Linked DNA regions of Mus musculus: region 2 is linked to region 1. The links are chromatin loops, found by intact Hi-C in ENCODE. Cell type or tissue: heart. All regions are shown on one strand. Links, peaks and the distances in the headings refer to the core of each region. The heading gives the core; the rest is flanking DNA.

The links. Hi-C counts contacts between places; a loop is a spot of excess contacts. Peaks named below come from ENCODE experiments on the same cell type or tissue, not always from the same donor. Only the 100,000 strongest peaks of a DNase experiment are listed, where the experiment ranks them.
Region 2: it touches region 1 in a loop (3-fold over the local background); 2 of 42 quality-filtered maps call a loop at or near these places.

Annotation. Positions count from the first base shown.
Region 1 is chr2:33,367,375-33,377,010 of GRCm38, forward strand. It overlaps Ralgps1 (Ral GEF with PH domain and SH3 binding motif 1), which reads right to left and starts at 4,120. Exons shown (of 20, transcript NM_175211.5): 1 at 3,896-4,120. In heart, for the core only: no CTCF peak of the experiment used is centred there; DNase peaks (open chromatin) are centred at 3,397 and 4,127; H3K4me3 peaks cover 1,683 bases; H3K27ac peaks cover 1,054 bases.
Region 2 is chr2:33,425,729-33,435,364 of GRCm38, forward strand. Zbtb34 (zinc finger and BTB domain containing 34) reads right to left here and starts at 5,596. Exons shown (of 3, transcript NM_001085507.1): 1 at 5,503-5,596; 2 at 2,373-2,492. The coding sequence starts at 2,404. In heart, for the core only: no CTCF peak of the experiment used is centred there; DNase peaks (open chromatin) are centred at 5,153 and 5,693; H3K4me3 peaks cover 1,860 bases; H3K27ac peaks cover 1,714 bases.

The DNA of each region.
Region 1 (9,636 bases), core at 2,874-5,373:
GAGTCCAGTGAGCACTGGTACCTTGTTACAGAGTAACCCTATTTTAGTTCTGTGTGTGTGTGTGTGTGTGTGTGTGTGTGTCTATGTGTATTGGTTTCCATGACTTTGTCATTTATCCCTCTCTGTTTTCTCTCACCCTGCCCTTCCATCCCTCACCCCAACTTATCTCTTCCTGCATCACAGTTTTTGCCTTTCATGTTGAATCTCACAAAGTCCACTACAGCACTGTGATATTATCATTTTCTTGCTTGAGACCAGGTCTAATTATGGCCTTAAAAGCACAGAGATTGGGATGGAGAGATGGCTCAGTGGTTAAGATCACCGGCTGCTCTTCCAGAGGTCCCAAGCTCAATTCCCAGCAACCACATGGTGGCTTACAATCATCTATAATGGGATCCAATGCCATCTTCTGCTGTGTCTGAAGATAGTGACAGTGTACCCACATATATGAAATAAATATGGCCAGACCAAGTAGAGGGAAGGGGCACAGAGATCTGTCTGCCTCTGCCTCCTGAATGCCAGGATTAAAGATGTCCACCACCACATCTGGCTGTGACATTCTTGTGCAACAGACAAAACATATGCTGAAGGTACAGCAGACTTGTGAGCAGGGGAGACAGTCAGCCAGACTGATTTCCTAAAGAATAGCCTTCATCTGCTCCTTCAACAAAGATTTGGTAACTTCCTACCAGGTGCCCAAAAGGAGCAATATTGCTCTGTTTTATTTTCTGAAACAGGCTGTTGTGAGCTGCCTGATGTTGAGTGCTGTGAACTGAAAACTCAGGTCCTCTGGAGCAAGTGTCCCAACCACTGTGCCACCTGTTCAGCCTGTAGACAGATTTTTTTTTTAAAGTAAACCATGGGCCACTGACTTCCACCTTCCTGCTTTTCTGAAAAATGTTAAGATTTTCAGCTTGCCAATCAGAAGGCAGAGTTAGTCCTCCTAAGGATCACACTGTCCAGCGCTCTTCCACTCAGCTAAGAAAGCGTAGCTCTGCAGAGAAAAGGAGACTTATTTGAGGTTATATAAGAGGCAAAGGCCTCAGAATTCCTGGTCCTCCTCTCCTTGTGCCACATGCTGTTCTGTGTAACCAATGTTGGAAGCTGGGCAGCCAGGGGCTGGGACAGGGAGGGAAAGGTTCCAGTGCTGGGTGCCATGGAATTGCAGTACCTTCAAATGGCTTGTTGTGTCTTCAGAACAAATTTACAAGGTAAATCAGGCTTGCTCTTCATTTTTACAGCTAAGGAAACCAAAACTCTGAGAAAGTAAAAAGCTGGTGTTAGGTCATACAGCAGAAGGAACAGTGGGAGGCTTCAAGCCAATCTGCCTGCTTACCAAGCCAGAGCTGTAAGGAACACGCTGGGGACAGATCACAACAGTTTTCTATTATGCAGTTTTCTCTCAGCTCTGAATGCAGTTGCCCTAATAACAAATTAAAAAGCTAACTATGAAAAAAATAAAGTCAATTATGAGGCAAGTGAAAGGGCTCAGAGGTTATAAACAGAGGTTATAAAGGTGCCTACCTCCAAGCCTGAGAACCCGATACGGTAGAAGCAGAGAACAGACTCCCACAGGTTATCCTCTGACCCTCACATGCACACTGTTACATGCACAGAAATACACATAAATGTAATAAAAATATTTTTAAGAAGGGAAAAAACTAACCATCTAATTTTCTGATATGCAGGTTTGGAGCTTTGTTTTAACACAAAGGACAGGAGAAAGTCCCTAGGTGACACATAGCTTCTGCCAAGACAGGATGGGACAACTCGCGCTGCTGCTTCTAGACCTCGCACCTGCCACACAAGTGCTTCTGGAACAGGAGCCTATCCCTGCAACATCCCATGATGCTCTGAATCACCAGTGCCAATGGTAGCAAGGGAAGCCAGCATCATGGTATTTGGTCCCCCCAAAAGTCCCACGTTTCTAAAATGAAGGCAAATGCAAGCTAGCAAAGAAGTTTCTGCACCTTGTCTTCAGTCCATATAACCCAGGGTGAAAGCATGTCAGGTTAGATTAGCCAAGCACTCTCGAGGAAACACAAGGCACCCAAAGGTCACACACAGATAAAGGGTACTTCTGGAGCACAGAGGCCCTACCATATTTCTCCCTTCTGTCTCCATAAATACCTAATGAAGGTCTGCCGTGCTCTTCATCCTAAAGTCTTCTTTCTGAAACGTGGCAGAATCAAGTTGGTAGTGGGAGTATTCCAATGGGCTCTACTATAGGCCTAGCCCATCAGCTAAGATCCACACTGGACCTGGGGTCCAAAGGTCAGCCAACAAGGGAAACACGCTTCCCTTTCCATTCATCATGGCTCCCCAGGCTGCATTCCTGCCCAAGGCTGCACAGGGAGTACCATAATCTAAACCACCTCTAGTTTGGAGGAGGGAATTCCCCAACACAAATGTGATTCAAACTCTCAAGAGAAAGAGACTTTTATTTTTCTTTTTTTCTTTTTTCTTTTTCTTTGTGTGTGTGTGTGTGTGTGTGTGTTTTGTTTTGTTTTTTTTTTTTTTTTGAGACAGGGTTTCTCTGTGTAGCCCTGGCTGTCCTGGAACTCACTCTGTAGACCAGGCTAGCCTCGAAATCAGAAATTGCCTGCTTCTGCCTCCCAAGTACTGGGATTAAAGGTGTGCGCCACCACTGCCCGGCAAGAAAGAGACCTTAACTCACCTCTTGACAAGGAATTCCCCTCTGGCCCTGGAAGGTCACAATTAGGCACCAGGGATGGTCACTTTGACAACAACAAAACACACAAAAAGGCAAAAATAACTCCCAGGTGTCTGTCCCAGCTCCAAAGAGCCAAGTTCTCATTCCGCCTCTTCGCCCCCACCACGCTGCCTTTTCTATCTTTTTGAGACCAGCACTGTGAAGATCTGCATGAGCATCTGCTACCATGAGATCCAGAACCCTTCCGAGCATAGCATCAACGACTACTCTTGAAGAGCACACATTTTCCAACAGCTGATCAACCAATGAAACCTAACCACCCCGAAATCCAGCCAAGCTCCTTCAACAGCAACAGGGGAGTAAAACAAAAACAACAACAACAACAACAAAGGCAGTGTGCCCACTTAGGGCTCGGTTTGGCTCAGGAAAGCAGTCGGCCTATTAACCAGGGCAGCTGCGATCCTTGTACGACTCAGCAAAGACACAGGCTGCCCTGGCCTGCCCCTCCAAGAGACAACCATGGATGCCTCCAGAGCCTGCAGAAAACCCAAAGCCCCAAGACGGCGGCGGAGAGGGCAGCTTCTTCCTTCTCCAAAAAGGGTCCCACTCACCCTCAGGCTAGTCCTCACCTGCAGCCCTGCTTCCGGACCTGCCAATGATCCTCAGCCCCGCCCCCTGCCTCCCCCCGCCCCCGCCCCTACAGGGTTTCCCCAGCCCCGCCCACTGCACCTGTGCTTTTCCCTAGACTCTCCTTGCAGCCCCTCCCATTGCCACCCCATGCCCCGCCCCTCGCACCTGAGCCCTTTCCCCGCCGCTAACCTACACACAGGTTCCCTTTCTGGTCCCAGAGACCTGAGCTCCCTCCAGACCCCACGCCTCGCGCCCAGGCTCCGCCCCCAATCCATCAGGCCGCGGGACCCGCCTCCTGCACCTGCGCCCTTTCCCCCCCAACACCACCACCACCACCACCACCCCCCCCCCCCGCTCCGCCATCTCCCCGACAACCACACGCTGTCATTCGCGTCCCTGGGACCCGAGCTGGCCATGGTCCCGCCCCCCCCTCCAACCCCAAGCCGAGGTCCCACCCTCGAGCCGAGGCCCCGCCCCACCCCCTCCGGCCGGGGATCCCGCCCCGCCCGCCCCCATTCTCCCCCCCCCTCCGCCCCCCGCACCTGCAGCGGCTCGCGCCCAGGGCCCCGCCCCGCCAGCCGCTCCTCTCACCGCTGTAGTCCGGGCTGGTCACCTTGACGAGGGCCGCAGTGGCTGCCACCGCTTCTTCATGGTCTTGCGAGAGGCCCAGCGGCAGCGGCGCCTTCGTTCCGAGACCGGGGCCGGATTGAGGTTGAGCCAGGCGCAAGCTTGAAACGCGAGGCCGACGCGGGAGCCCAGCCGGTGCCCAGCCGCAGTAGGAACCGTCCACTCCTGGGCCTGAGCGGCGGCCGGCTCAGCCAATCGGCGCGCGGCACCATACCAGGGTTCTCCAACCAGCTTGCCGTAGGGGCGGAGACACGCAAATGAACCGGCTGGTTGCACCAGTGCGCAGCCGCTGCAGCAGCGGTCCCCGTTCCCCCCACCCCCCCACCCCCCACCCCACCAGCCGCGGCCTGCGCTTCGGTCTTGCAGACGCTCAGGCTTGCAAGGATGCTCTGCTGTTCTCGTCGGGCTCAGCCGCCCGCCACGCCCACCCCCTGCCTAGAAATAGACTCAGTCTACAAACATCCTTCCAGGCCTCACCCAGTGTCCTTCTTAAATTCCTACCTAGAGTTTATCGTTTTCAACAACAACATCAAAAAAAAAAAAAAAAAAAAAAAAAAAAAAAAAGGCTTTGTGAGCAAGACATCATCACCTTAGTCCCATTCTTCACAAACCTATCCCTAGGTTTCTTTATGTGATTCTAAATCTGTCAAATTGACAATCACAGTCAATCCAATAACACACTTCGAGGTCCTTGAGACTGACCCATGGTTTTCACAACAGGTAAAAGTTAGGCCTGAAGAGGGTCTTGCCCAAGACCATAGCGTTCAAAGCAGGGAGAATGGGCCTGGAAGCTGTCTCCCTGCACCCAGACCCTTTTATGGCTGGGCCAGGCAAACGCAGTGAGTAGAGCTTAAATCATCTGGCTTAAAGGCAGAGATACTAAGTTACAAAGACCGTGGAAGCCAGTGGGTGGCTGTGAATCCCTAAAGTCAGAACCACAGCAAAATTCTGTTACGCCTACAAGAGAAAGGAGGGTAGGATGCTCTTTGGACTTGTAGACAAGATCATTTTGATAACGTAATTTTTGCTGCTATGGCGTCGCTTATGGAAAGATTTAGATACTGCACTATTTAAAAGAAGAGGGAGAGGAAAACAAGAGAATCAGCAGAAATTAAACCACTTTAAGAGTGAGGTGAGGGAATAGGGGATCTCTGAGGCAAACGTCTGCTATTTTGCATGAAGAACACAGTGATGCCCGAAGGATAGTCTTAAACTGTTTCCCTTAGATAAAACAAGAGATGCATGGTGTGAGGATTCTTTTAGAAAATTTGGAATCCAGAGAGGCTGAGAGCTGAGCGCAAGCTTGAGGAAGCTTGGGTAGATGGCTATAAAGTTAGGAGTGATGGTCTAGCGTAAAGTGGAGTGCTCAGGACACGCATAAGAAAATGGACGTAGCCAGGCGGTGGTGGCGCTCGCCTTTAATCCCAGCACTTGGGAGACAGAGGCAGGCGGATTTCTGAGTTCGAGGCCAGCCTGGTCTACAAAGTGAGTTCCAGGATAGCCAGGGCTACACAGAGAAACCCTGTCTCGAAAAACCAAAAAAAAAAAAAAAAAAAGAAAAAGAAAAAGAAAGAAAGAAAGAAAATGGACGTGCTTGTAGAGGTAACCCTAATGCTTAGGATTTGGGGGATGGAAACTGGAGACTTGCTGTGACTTGCTGGCTAGCAGATTCAGTGAGAGACCCTATCTCATGGGGATAAGATGGAGAGTATAAAGCAGGACACTTGACATCCTCCTCTGGCCACCTCTGCATGCGTGTGCATCACCTGCACATACACTGCACATGCACTGACTGCTCTTCCAAAGATCCTGAGTTCAAATCACAGCAACCACATGGTGGTTCACAACCATCTGTAATGGGATCTGTTGCCCTCTTCTGGTGTGTCTGAAGACAGCTACAGTGTACTTGCATATAATAATAAATAAATTTAAAAAAAAACAAGTACTATAGTTGTTTTTCTAAATATAAATTACTATAAGGCTTAGAGGACTTGCTGCCTGAGTTCACGGTCTGGCTGTGCCAGCAGCTAACTGTGTGCACACATGCAAGTTACTTTTTTGCATGCCTCAGTTTCTTTATGGAAGATGAATGTTGAGGAGGCTGGAGAGATGGCTTAGCAGTTAATAGTACATACTGCTCTGGTAGAGGACCCAGGTTCAGTACTTAGCATCTATATCAGGTTTCACAACTGCCTATAATTTCGGCTTCAAGTTGATCTGTCACCTCTGGCATCCACCTCTACAGGAACCTAAATTAGTGTGCACACATACACACACACACACAGGCATGCACAAGCATACACAGTTATTAACAGTAATTTTTAAATATTTTTTTAAATGACTGTCTTGCCAGGTGGTGGTGGCGGCAATGCATGCCTTTAATCCCAGCTCTTGGGAGGTAGTGGTAAATAGATCTAAGTTCAAGGCCAACCCGGTCTACAGAATGAGTTCTAAGATATCCAGGGCTATACAGAGAAATTCTGTCTTATATTTTTGGTTGTGAGCCTAGCCTTTAATGACTGAGTCATTTCTCTAGCCCAAGAAACACTGTGTTGAAAAGCCATAAAAAAATAAATAATTTTTTTAAAAAACCACTTTAAAATAGTCTCTCTTTTGCACAGGCTGTTGGAAGAGTGAAACAAAGTCCATGAAGGAGAGCCTGGCCTCTCAGGAGCTCCATATGCCCTAGCTGCTGTTAGTGTGCCTATGACTTTGGGCACACATAGGCAAAAAGCCCAGTATCTGTGATATACACATGCTAATGACCTCAAGGTAGTTAATCTTGATTGTCAACTTGACAGATTTAGAAACACAGAAAGAAACCCCTGGGCATGCCTGTGAAAGATTTCCTAGACTGTTCACTGAGGTGGGAAGACCCATCCTAAGTGTGGGTGAATCACTAACCTGGACTCCAGGCTAACGGAAACTGAGAACAGAGGCTGACAGGGGAAATTGCCACCCTCTGCTTCTTGACTAGGATGCAGTGTGACCAGCTGCCTCCTGCTCCTGCCACAGGCCTTCCCCTCCATGACAGACTGAGCCTTTAAACTGTGAATCCCAACAAACTGTTCCCTTCCTAAACTGCTTATCAGTGACTTGTTGCAGTAACACGAGTAATGAATAGAACACCTTCATAAGAGAACTGGCAGTGTCTGGGCTGTGAGATGCTACAGAAGCCCTCCACAAAAGCACTCCCTCAACGCTGTGCTCAGTGCTGGGCCTGCTTCCTTTGATGGCAACCAGAGTTAAATTTCAGAGTAACCGGCTGATGATGTCACACTTAGCCAAGAGGTGGAGGGAATATACACCAAGATTACTGGAAATAGCCAGTCTGTGCTGGCAGATGCCACAGGGTTACCCCTGGGACTAGATTCTCAGGGTGCTTCATCAAGAACTTAAAGCGGGGAGGGGCTGGCGAGATGGCTCAGTGGTTAAGAGCACTGACTGCTCTTCCAGAGGTCCCGAGTTCAATTCCCAGCAACCACATGGTGGCTTACAACCATCTGTAATGGGATCTGATGCCCTCTTCTGCTGTGTCTGAAGACAGCAACATTGTACTCACATGAAATACATAAATCTTAAAAAAAAAAAAAAAAAAAAAAGACAGGGTGAGTGGATTTGGGAAGATTCTCAAGATATGGAATGTAACATTCCAATAAGGATTCCAGCAACAATGATGGGTCTCAGAGGGATGGGGAGCATGGCAGTCAATTCTCAGTGAAGAGGCAACTGTCTTTCTTATACCCTAGCAGATGGTAGACGCAGGCATGCTGCAGTTAGTGTACAGGCAGTCCTTCCTGTACATTCCAGTTCTCTACTATGAGTTAGCCTGCTCAGAAAACATTATCTCTAACCCAAAAATGGACATGTGCAGAACAACAAAACTAAGTCAAACAAGGTCTGAGTTCCCCGCTGAGTTCAAAGATATGGTATACAAGACTGGAGAGGCAGTTGGTGGTTAAGAGCACTGACTGCTCATGAAAAGGACCTGGCTTTGATTCTCAGCCCCCACAAAGTGACTCACAGCCATCTGTAACTCCAGTTCCAGGGCATCTGATCCCCCTCTTCTGGTCTCCTGAGTGCCAAGCGCACACATGGTGTACAAGCATACATACAGTCAGAAACATACACATTAAAAATCTTTTTTTTTTCACAGTGGCCCACCTTCTTGTCTCAGCTCTCAGCACTAATTGCCCTTCTTCATTTGTTGCTGTCTTTTGCATCTTGGTGCTTTTCTGGTGACCTCACTGTGTCAAGTGGTCCCTAGATTTGCTGCCCCAACTAACTACTTACCTTAATTTCTGTTAAACTGCTTGCTGGCATAAAACTTGCCCCTACAGCTGCTGAGCAAGATAACAGCAGATTGATTTCGCCTTTAAAAACACTTTGCTTTAAATGTTTGGTGCTACACTTGGGTCCTGAATACTTGAATGTAGCCTCAGCTGTTTGGAATAAAGACATTCAGTTGTATACAAACTGTATATGAGCGGTCTTCTCTGGTGGACTCCCTGAATGCCACCTATGATTTCAAAGCATTGCAGGCTGTGAAATACCTTACTGAGAAAATAACTGTGTTAGAGAAAGCCTAATGCTATTGGTTAAGATAGATAGATAGATAGATAGATAGATAGATAGATAGATAGATAGATAGATAGATAATAACTAGAATGTATGATATGACTGTAGTATGATAGAAATATCATAGATAGAAAATAGGTAGAGAGATATGATAGACAGACAGATAAATATTGACATATCAATGAAAGGGCCTTCGCTGTGCCCCCCCCAAAAGAACAAAATTATGCAGGATGTTGGTTGGCAGACAAGAGATTTATAACCAGGAACCCAATTCTATCTTCCTCTCTTGAACACAAGTGTTCAGTATGTTTTTAGCTTTACAACAATTGAACATAACTATTACAAATATTGAGAAAGAATTACCCTTCTCGCTGGCATAATAATAATTAGTAGCCTATCCAAAAAGAAATACTGGGAAATGTAGTTCTCAGACTGACCCCACCTCCTGCCTTTGATTTTTCAAGGCAGGGTTTCTCTGTGCAGCACCGGCTGTCCTGGAACTCACTCTATAGAGCAGGCTGGCTTCAAACTCAGAAATATGCCTGCCTCTGCCTCCTGCCTCCTGAGAGCAGGAATTAAAAGTATGTGCCGCTGCTTAATCCCAGCACTCAGGAGGCAGAGGCAGGCGGATTTCTGAGTTCAAGGCCAGCCTGGTCTACAGAGTGAGTTCCAGGACAGCCAGGGCTACACAGAGAAACCCTGTTTCAAAAAAAAAAAAAAAAAAAAAAGTGTGCGCCACCACACCCAGCTCAGACTAACTTTTAAATTCTGCTTTACATGCAACAGTAAAAAGGAACATGTTCCTGATCTATCAGACAATTCATCAAAATAGGTAGAACCATTTGATGCTTTAAAAAAAAAAACTGGTTGCCCAAAGTCTACTTGTGTGTATGTGCTATGCATGCACACATGTGTAAATGCCAGAGATTAATAACAAGCATCTTCTTAATCACTCTCTGTGGGCTGAGGGGCTGTAGGGGAAGAGGGGAAAGGGAGAGTGCCCGCCTCTGGCCAGACTTCCTGTGCTCTGGGCAGGCAGACACAGGAGGACTGCTGAATGCTTTCCACTTGGCCCTCGTGGGCATCTGGTTGTGTGAAGCCACTGACCCCACACGGCGGGGGTGGAC
Region 2 (9,636 bases), core at 4,462-6,961, 60 kb after region 1:
TGGCCCTGATGAGCTGAGGGCCGTGGGTGAGCTGATGTCCCGACAAAGCCTCTGCATTCTGTCCTGGGACTATTAGGATCAATCTGGCCATGGGGTATATAGAACCTGAAATTAATTACACCTTTTGTTCTCTGTAGCCTGGTAATGTACCTAGAACTGAAGTTAGCTGTGAAGAACTCAGAGTGTAGGCTGGCATAGTCTGGGGCAGGAGAGTTCAGAAAGGGCAAGCAGAGCTTAGGCTACCCAGTGGGCAGTAGTAGAAAGAATGGAATGGGAGTGGGAAGAGACGAGGGACTGATCAACCATTGCTAACTGAAGAGGAAGTGGTATGACACAGCCAGAAGAACGAAAGGGCTGAGAACCAAAGACTACCCTTACTGCTCCTGGGGAAGGAGGCCCTGGTAGCAGCAGGTCAGTGCACATGACCCTCGATCAAACCCTATTTCCACTGACTAGGATGGAAAGGAGAACAGCACAGGGCCTCACATCACATGGGAGGAAAATGAGCACAACCACTTGGTAACATCCTCAGACACTATAACCTGTGCCACAGAGAGCCTACGAACAAGGGACTCTTGAACATTACTTGGACATCAACACATGCAGGCCTAAAGTCTCCTCCACGGGTAAGGAGTCGGAATGATCTCCCTATGACACCCAGAACAGAAGCAGAGCACAGGCACCCAGATGAGCTCTTAGGCAGGGACCCCACAGCTCACAGTATGGGTCAGCTGATACATCCTAAACCAAGCAGGTAAGCCAAGACCTCTGGACTGCCACCCTCAGCTGTGCTCTCACACTCAAGCTGCCCTGCTGAAGACCCTGGGGGTGCAGGACAGGCAGGATCCAAAATTTGCAAGGTGGCTGAACCCCCTCTCACCTGGAAACATTGCTGCTCCCCAAGATGCTACACATCCTCTAAAAATGCCCAGCTACACTTCCAAGAAAAGAAAGGAAGGTGACAAGTCTGGAAGCGGCTAGAAGCGCTAGGAAGGACCATTATTCCCAGGCAAGATGCCTGTGATTCCAAACACAGGCTTAGAGCAGCCCAAGGAGCAGCAGGGCTGCAGGAAGCATTGTGCTGCTGATGAAGCTCAAAGCAAGAAAGACAGGGGGGGAGGGGAGGAAATGGCATTCTGTGATGGATATTCATGAAGGGCGCTTCCTAATTTAAAGGAAAACAAGTTTAGAGTTCTTACTGCATTAATTCATGTGCGAGAACATTTTTATCCCGAACTGCTACATTTCTGAGCAAGGCGCTAACACTCTCCAGGTCTGCCCAGATACACTAATTTGGGGAGGGTGTGATTTGTCTTAGTCAATGCAAAACATTGGAAGCTGTGTCTGAGCTTTCCACCCAGGAGAGGGATGGCTGCTTAAACTTCACCAGCAACAGTGAGGACTCCCTGCCCTTAGCTCCTGCCCTACACTGTGCACAGGAAGTTCCTCCTGGCAACAGACACAGATGTTGCAACTATTCCCACTGTACACACAGATGAGGAGACACACTCCAAGAGACAAGGAACTTTCCTAGGGTCATTCAGCTAATGACTGACCCAGCCAGGAACTGAAATGACATTTGTCAGTCTCAAGAGCGAAAGTATATACCTCTCCGTAAGAAGAGAACTTTAACTCGGGCTTTCCGGTGAGATGTGTGGCTTTTCTTGGTACCTATCCTCATGATCAACTTCAAGTAAAAAGACAAATTCCATTCAAGATAACCTATAAAAGTCAGCTGGTCTGACATCGTGCTAAGGGGCCATAATTGGACCAACACTTCGAATCATTTTCAAAATTTGACTGTGAAATGCTCATTTTTTTTATTCTGTCAAATAAGTAGGCCTCACAAAGTGTTTCAAAATCTCTGCTTTTCTTCTAAAGATAGGGTTTTGCTATATTATCAGTTTGGGTTCAAGCTCCTGGATCCGAGTGATCCTCCCCAGTAAGACAGCAGAGTTCTGCACCACTGCTCCTGTATAGACATTTCACATTGGAATCGTGAGCTGAAAGGATGTTTCAAGCAGAAAGAGTAAGCTTGCTTTCTTTCTTTTTAAGATTTATTTATTTATTTATTTTATGTATGTGCGTACACTGTCAGCTGTCTTCAGACACACCAGAAGGCATTGAATCCCATTACAGATGGTTGTGAGCCACCATGTGGTTGCTGGGAATTGAACTCAGGACCTCTGGAAGAGCAGTCAGTGCTCTTAACAGCTGAGCCACCTCTCCAGCCCAGGAGTAAGCTTTCTTAAAGCAAATTTTTCAATATAAATTAAGGCGAAGCAGCTTATCTGCTCATGGCTGGCTTTTCAGGAGACCTGGAAAAATATACACGTTCCACTTCTTATAACAGACGGATTAGAAAGGCTCACCTTGAATTGCATTCTTCCAGGGTGCTTTCCATGCCAGCAACATCAACAGAAAATAACCATTAGAAGCTTAACTGTGCTCAGTTGGTGACCTTCACTAAGCTAAATTCAGCAGTTTGTCAGCTACAAAACATTAAATGGACACAATTAAGTTTGAAAGCATGAAACAGAATTTTAACTAAAATAACATGAAAATTAACAGAAATATAACAAAATGATGGTACTCTAGGTTTATAATGTTTGACATTCTTGCTTCAGCTGGAAGGCAGACTAGAGACATGTACAGATGGGCTAGGCAGAGCTTGGCAACCCATCTCCACTCCACTTCTAATATACCACACCTAATCATCATAATAAAATGTCTTCAAGGGTCCCTAAGTTTTGCTATCTCCCTGTGTGCCATCTTCACTGAACAATCCTGTGGCTGTGGGGAGGGCTCAGTCTGTGCTAAAGAGCTTACTCTGCAAGCAGGAGGGCCTGAATTTGGACTCTCAGCACCCATGTAAGTAGCATGCACACAGAGAGGTTCATGCTTGTAATCCCAGCACTGGGGAGGTGGGGACAGGAGAATCTCTAGGGCTTGCTGGACAACCAGGACAACCAGTCTGGCTGAACAGTGAACTTCAGATACAATGAGACCCTGTCTCAAAGGATAAAGTGGAGATGTGAGAGAGGTAGAAAAGCACAGACATGCAGATGCACACGATGCTGTAAAATCCCTACAATCCAGACTTTACTACACATAACAAGTAAGAAAAGGCAGGCTAAAGCTGAGAATGTAAGTCAGTGGTAGAGCATTTGCCTAGCATGTGTAAGGCCTTGGGTTAATTAACTCTTCAGCACCAGAAAAGAAGGAAAGAAAAGACAAGCTCAGCAAATGAGAGAAATGGCTCAAGCCCATACATACAGCTAGTGAGTAGCTGTGCGGAGATCCAGACCCAGGCCTGCCTGATACCGACTTTCTCTTCCCGTAGCCTTAGACTTAAGAATGACATGTTTTCTTCTTTCCTGATTAGGAATAAACACTAACATTTTACAGAATTTATTCTGTGCTTTCTGCATCAGAGAAGAAAACTGAAATCATCCACCTGGCAATGCAGCATTAAATACCAGTAGTTACAGAGGACAGAACAAGCTCATAACGACTAACAGCTTCTCCTTTAAGAAAAAAAATTTGTTTACCAACAAAAATCAGGAGCCACACGAGGAACTATTCTCAAATCTCCAGTTCCAGCATGAGGCAGCAAGCATAAGTCTGAAAGAAGCATTACCATACATGCTGTGCCTTCACACAAAACTCCTGCTCTGGCTGCGCCAGGACAAGCTCGATAACCAAGCAAGCTTGCTCTGGAGTCCCAGTGCCACAAAGGCATGGGGGTAGGGCGGTGAGGGAACACCCTCTGGAGGAAGTGTATCTTCAGCAGGGGCTTGAAGGAAGTGAAATGGAGAATGTGCTCGCTCAGAGGCCTGGAACAGCCCTACAGGCAGTCCTAAGCTGGCCAAACTTGGAGAACAGAGGCCAAAAAAAGGTTAGGTTCAGGTGAGAGGGAAAAAGCCAAACCGTGGAGACCCTTGAAAGGGGGTTGGAGAAGTAGCAAAGACTGGACAGCGTGAAGCAAGCAGAAAGGATACTCACTGTTCAGCTCTCAACATGGCTCTGACTGCCATGGCCCCCTAGCTCACTATTCCTATGTCCTAGCCTCTATTCCTTCCACCTCTAGCAACCCTGGTCTCTTCTTGGAATATGCCTGCCTTTAGAATAGTTTCAACTTTGGCCTAGTGTTCAAGATCTTTCAGGAACCAAGCCTAATCAACCTTTCCTACGCCTCCTCTCCCATCTTACCCCTCCTCGGCCAGGAAGCTGCACTAATCACTAACTCCATAGGATCCTTTTTTCCCTATCTGAATCCTACTCCCCTTTAACACACAGTTCAAGTACCACCCTTCGCTGACCTATACCTCTCCTGCTGAATTCCACGGGACGTGGCCTTGTGTCACAGACATCACCTAGTCACAGGCAATGTCTGAACACCCACTGTAAAGCCTTGGAGACTCACTGTACCTTCAACTCCTTTCGTCCACCACTCAACTGCATTTTGACTTTTACTAAGCAAGCACTCTACTATTTTTTTTAAACTTCCTACACTAAGTTTGGCGTTAGCATAAAGGAAGGATGGGGGAGGGTGAAACCTCTGGAGTCAGAGACCAACTAAGAAGCTGTTGCAATAATCCAGATGTGAAGCAAAAACAGCCTAGACTAGGGAACAAAGAGAGAATGGGCAAATACGGACAGCAAAATGTTTGCATGCAAAACGCTCCACGGGAAAACTACGGACGGCAGCAAGGAACGATGAAGGATCAGTAAAGCTATTTCCAAGAAAACCCTTCTGGGAATCATTTTAAACCTCCCCGAGGCAAAGTGCACGAAGTGGTTAAAAAGTCTACATCTGGAGTGGAGGGGGAGACATCGGTAGAACTGCCCAGCGTGTTGAACCAGGCATAGACCTTGCAATGTCAGATATTCACAGCATGAGAGGTCTGTAGGGAGTTCATCTAAACTCTCAGTTCTTACATGGAGAAACTGAGGCCCAGCATGGAATGGGAAAGACTTGCTGAAAACCTCAAGATGGGGCGTCCCAGAATTGAGTAGCCCCCTAACAGTCACCTGGCCTAGGCGAGCAGTATTTTAACACGCCCCCTCCCCAGTCCGTCCTCAGCCCTGCGCCAGTGGCCACGCAGACCACCCAGGCCAAGCTTAACACGCGCCGCCTGTTTACCTGGCACACGGCGATGGCCAGAGGCAGCGGCTCCTGGGCAGCCTCCCGCTGACCCCCGCAAACCGGGCCTGGCTCTCCGGGGACAACGGTCACTAAGACCCCTCGGTACGGGAGGGAGAGCGAGCCGCCCGGGGCGGAGGCTGGAGGGGTGCAGGGCAGCTGCCCCGGGTCGCCACCCCTCGGGGCCAAGCGCCTGGCCTCCGGCAGGTGCCCGGGCCTCAAGACCCCGCCCGGCCGGCCCCGACACTGACCAGGCAGCCTCTCCCCCGTCCCGCCGCGCTCACGGGGGAGGTCGGACAGCCGCCCCACGGGTCGCCCCGACCCTGCCGCCTCTGCCCGCAGCCCGCCAGCCTCACCTGGGCCGCGCGCCGCGTTCACATCGCCCGCCCGCGGCGCCCCCTCCGCCGCCGCCGCCGCCGGCGCCAGGCCCTTCCCCGCCGCTCCCGCTGCCGCCCCTGCCCGCGCCCCCCGCCCCCGGAAGCGCTTCCAGGCCCCGCCCCCTCGGCGCCCGCGCTTCCGGGCAGGCGCGGACCCGGGCGGGTGTCGATATGGCCGGACTTCTCGCGGCGGGCCGGTCGGAATCCCAGCTCCTGGCTAGTGCTGCAGGCCGACCAGTAGACGGGCGGGTAGCTGAACAGCAACCCGGGTTTGGAGCCTGAAATCCCGACTCTGCGGCCCGTGGCCTTCCGCCCGCCTTCTCCTTGGCTCCACCTGCTGGCCGGAGCAGGACTCGACCGTGTGCACCCGGACCCTAAGCCTGTGGAAAGCCCCACACCTACGACCTGCTAAGCCATGCTTTTTAAGTTCTTTATTTCTATTTTTATTATTTTAGGGTCTTGCCTTGAGACAAGGTCTTAAAAAACAGAATTCCACTATATATATAAGGTTGGCCTTCAACTCAAACAGATCTGTGTACCCAGGATTACACTACAAGTGTGAGTCCCCATGCCCAACTACCTGGGCAGCTTTTCTCTTCTGCAAAAAGAAGGCTATCTGGCTTTAAAACAAGATCCCAGCCGGGCAGTGGTGGCACACGCCTTTAATCCCAGCACTTGGGAAGCAGAGGCAGGCAGATTTCTGAGTTCAAGGCCAGCCTGGTCTACAGAGTGAGTTCCAGGACAGCCAGGTCTATAGAAAAACCCTGTCTCGAAAAACCAAATAATAATAATACAAGAACCCACAGGCTGGAGAGATGGCTCAGCAGTTAAGACTGCTGACTGGGATAGCATTTGAAATGTAAATGAAGACAATATCTAATTTAAAAAGACAGCTGACTGTTTAGGTTCAATTCTCAGCACCACATGTCAGGCCTCAATCTGTCTATAACTCCTGTTTTAGAGATCCAACGCCCTTTTCTGGCCTCTCCCAACACTAAGCATGTACGTGGTACCCACACATACATGGAGACAAAACACCCAGCACATACAATAAAAAGGAACAGCTAAAAAGAAGAAGAAAAAGCAAAACAAAACAGACTACCTCGGGCAGGAAGTCTGGGCTTGTTCACAATGTCCACAGCAATGAGATTCTGTTTCCCTGTGAACCCAGCCTGGGGGCTCATCTTTTTTTTTTTTTTTTTTTTTTTTTGTTTTTCGAGACAGGGTTTCTCTGTGTAGCTCTGCTGTCCTGGAACTCACTCTGTAGACCAGGCTGGCCTCGAACTCAGAAATCCACCTGCCTCTGCCTCCCGAGTGCTGGGATTAAAGGCGTGCGTCACCACACCCGGCTGGGGCTCATCATTTTAACTGATTCTTATTGAATGTGTGGGTAACAATCTGGTTTCTCGACGGTGACAGTGCTTGCATGTGTTAAGGACAATGGAGTCTAAAATGTTAAGGATTTGGCCTTCCTGCCAAATGTCTTAAAGGACTGACCATCTATCTACCCTTACTATTTCATACCAGACCACTTGGGCGTCTTTTGTTTGTTTGTTTGTTTGTTTTTCAAGGCAGGGTTTCTCTGTATAGACCTGGCTGTCCTGGAACTCACTCTGTAGACCAGGCTGGCCTCGAACTCAGAAATCCACCTGCCTCTGCCTCCCAAGTGCTGAGATTAAAGGCGTGCACCACCACTGCCCGGCTCACCCTGCAGTCTTATATGACCAGACCGATATCTATGTGGGCAAATGTTGGCGTCCTTAGAGGGCACACAGGACTTTCTCATCAGGATGGACACCTGCTGTGTTCCATCCACCTGCCTCCTACATAAGCAGTAGTAGACCAGCAGGGGGAGCCTGACTCTTAACAGATCCAAGATGTCCACTTACTTCTAGAACCTCACATTATGTGAGAGTTCCTTCACAATGCTGACTCTGGGGAGGAGTTGAATGAACACAAACTTACACACACACACACACACACACACACACACACACACACACACACTTAGCCAGATAGCTCTCTCTTCTTTGGAGGCCTACCTCTGGCACACACACTCACCGCCTGTGTGATGGAGACAGGTGGTAATTCTGACCTGGAGCTTCTCTTCTGTTAAATGGTAATGCTGGGGGTGGGGTGTGATTTGTAGAGTGTCCACCGAGATGGCTTGATGGTTAAGAGCACTGACTGCTCTTCCAGAGGTCCTGAGTTCAATTCCCAGCAACCACATGGTGCCTCACAACCATCTATAATGGGACTTGGTAGGTACCCTCTCCTGGTGTGTCTGAAGGCAGAGACAGTGGACTCACATACATACATACATACAATAAGTAAATCTTTAAAAAAAAAAAGTCCGTAGAGAATATTATGGTTTAAGAGAGAGGCAGGCCCAGGACCAAAGCAGCATTCAGCTCTCAGGCTAATTTTGAGGCAAGGCACTTAATACTGGCCTGTCCATCAGAAGAGGCAGCAATAATACTGGGAAATCCAGGTACTCCATCTCAGCTTCAAATCTGGGTTATAGGATGTAACTATACTTAAATATTCTCACTCCCCCCAAGCTCCCAAACAGTGTCTCACGAGATGTATCTCTGGCTGGCCTCAAACTCATAGACCCAACTGCCTCTGCCTCCAGAATGGTGGGATTAATGAAGTGCACCACCACACCTGGTACAATAAATATTCTTGATCAGCAAGAAACAAGCTTGTAAAAATAAAATAAAGCGGGGAGGTGATGGCTGTGCACATCTTTAATCCCTGCATTAGGGAGGCAGAGGCAAGAAGATCTTTCTGAGTTCCAGGCCAGCCTGGTCTACAGAGAGAGATCCAGGACAACCACGACTACACGGAGAAACCCTCTCTTGAAAAAAACAAAAAACAACAACAACAAAAAAAAAAAAAAAAACCAGAGAAACAAAAAAAAAGGAAGAAGGAAGGAAAGAGAAAGAAAGGATTTTCTCCCCACCCCCAACTATTTCAACATAGCAATTCTCACAAGAGAAATGATTTGTTCTCACCTCAGCTCCTGGCTCACCCTGCCCAGCTTTGAGGAAAACCCAGACTCCAAGTGGGTCTTGCCTCTCTTAAACCTGAGCCCTTCTGACACCCACTGACCCCTGAGCACTGCCTCTGACATCCCCCCAACCTCCCCCACATATACCTGCACTGACATCCCCCCTCCCCACACACATACCCACACTGACATCCCCCCACCTCCCCTACACATACCCCCACTGACATGCCCCCACCTCCCCTACACATACCCCCACTGATATCACCCCACCTCCCCTACACATACCCCCACTGATATCCCCCCACTTCCCCTACACATACCCCCACTGATATCCCCCCTCCCCTACACATACCCCCATACCCCCACTGACATCCTCCTACCTCCCCCACACATACCCCCACTGACATCCCCCCACCTCCCCCACACATACCCACAATGACATCCCCCCACATAACCACACTGACATCCCCCTCTCCCCCCACATACCCACAATGACATTAACCCCCACCTTCCCCCAACCCCCATCTTCTTCTTAGCTTGCTCTCTGGTTTTCCTATTGATTCAGCAAGCCTGTTCCTGATAATTGACTTTCCAACACCGTCCTTTGTAATTGACTCTCTTGGTCTTCTGTAGTTCTTTGAAGTAATCACAGTGTGATTAATTAATGCCCTGTACCATTGTGTGCTAATTATCTGCATTACCCACCGACTGTCTTATCAACTACATAAGGATGAGAACTTGTTTCTTTCCTATTTCTTCACGCTTGGTACTTAATAATATGTGTTGAAATAATAGGAACCTGGTTTTGCTTCTAAGATTATGTTCCCAAGGGCAGGGACTGTTTCTGTGGGGGGTTGGGGAATTGTATGTGCAGAGGTATGTGTACATGGTCATGTGTGTGTTAAGTTTCAAACCTAGGACAAGGCACTGAGAGAGTCCAATAGGAAAGACAAGGCTGCCTGACATGCTGCCAACAGAATCAGCTGGCAGTGATGCGCCTCCCTCTCTGCTGGGATTAAAGGGATGCGCCACTACCCAACTAACCAGGACTTCTTAAATGGACTACTATAATTCACATACTTTGTCACATGCAGCCAGGA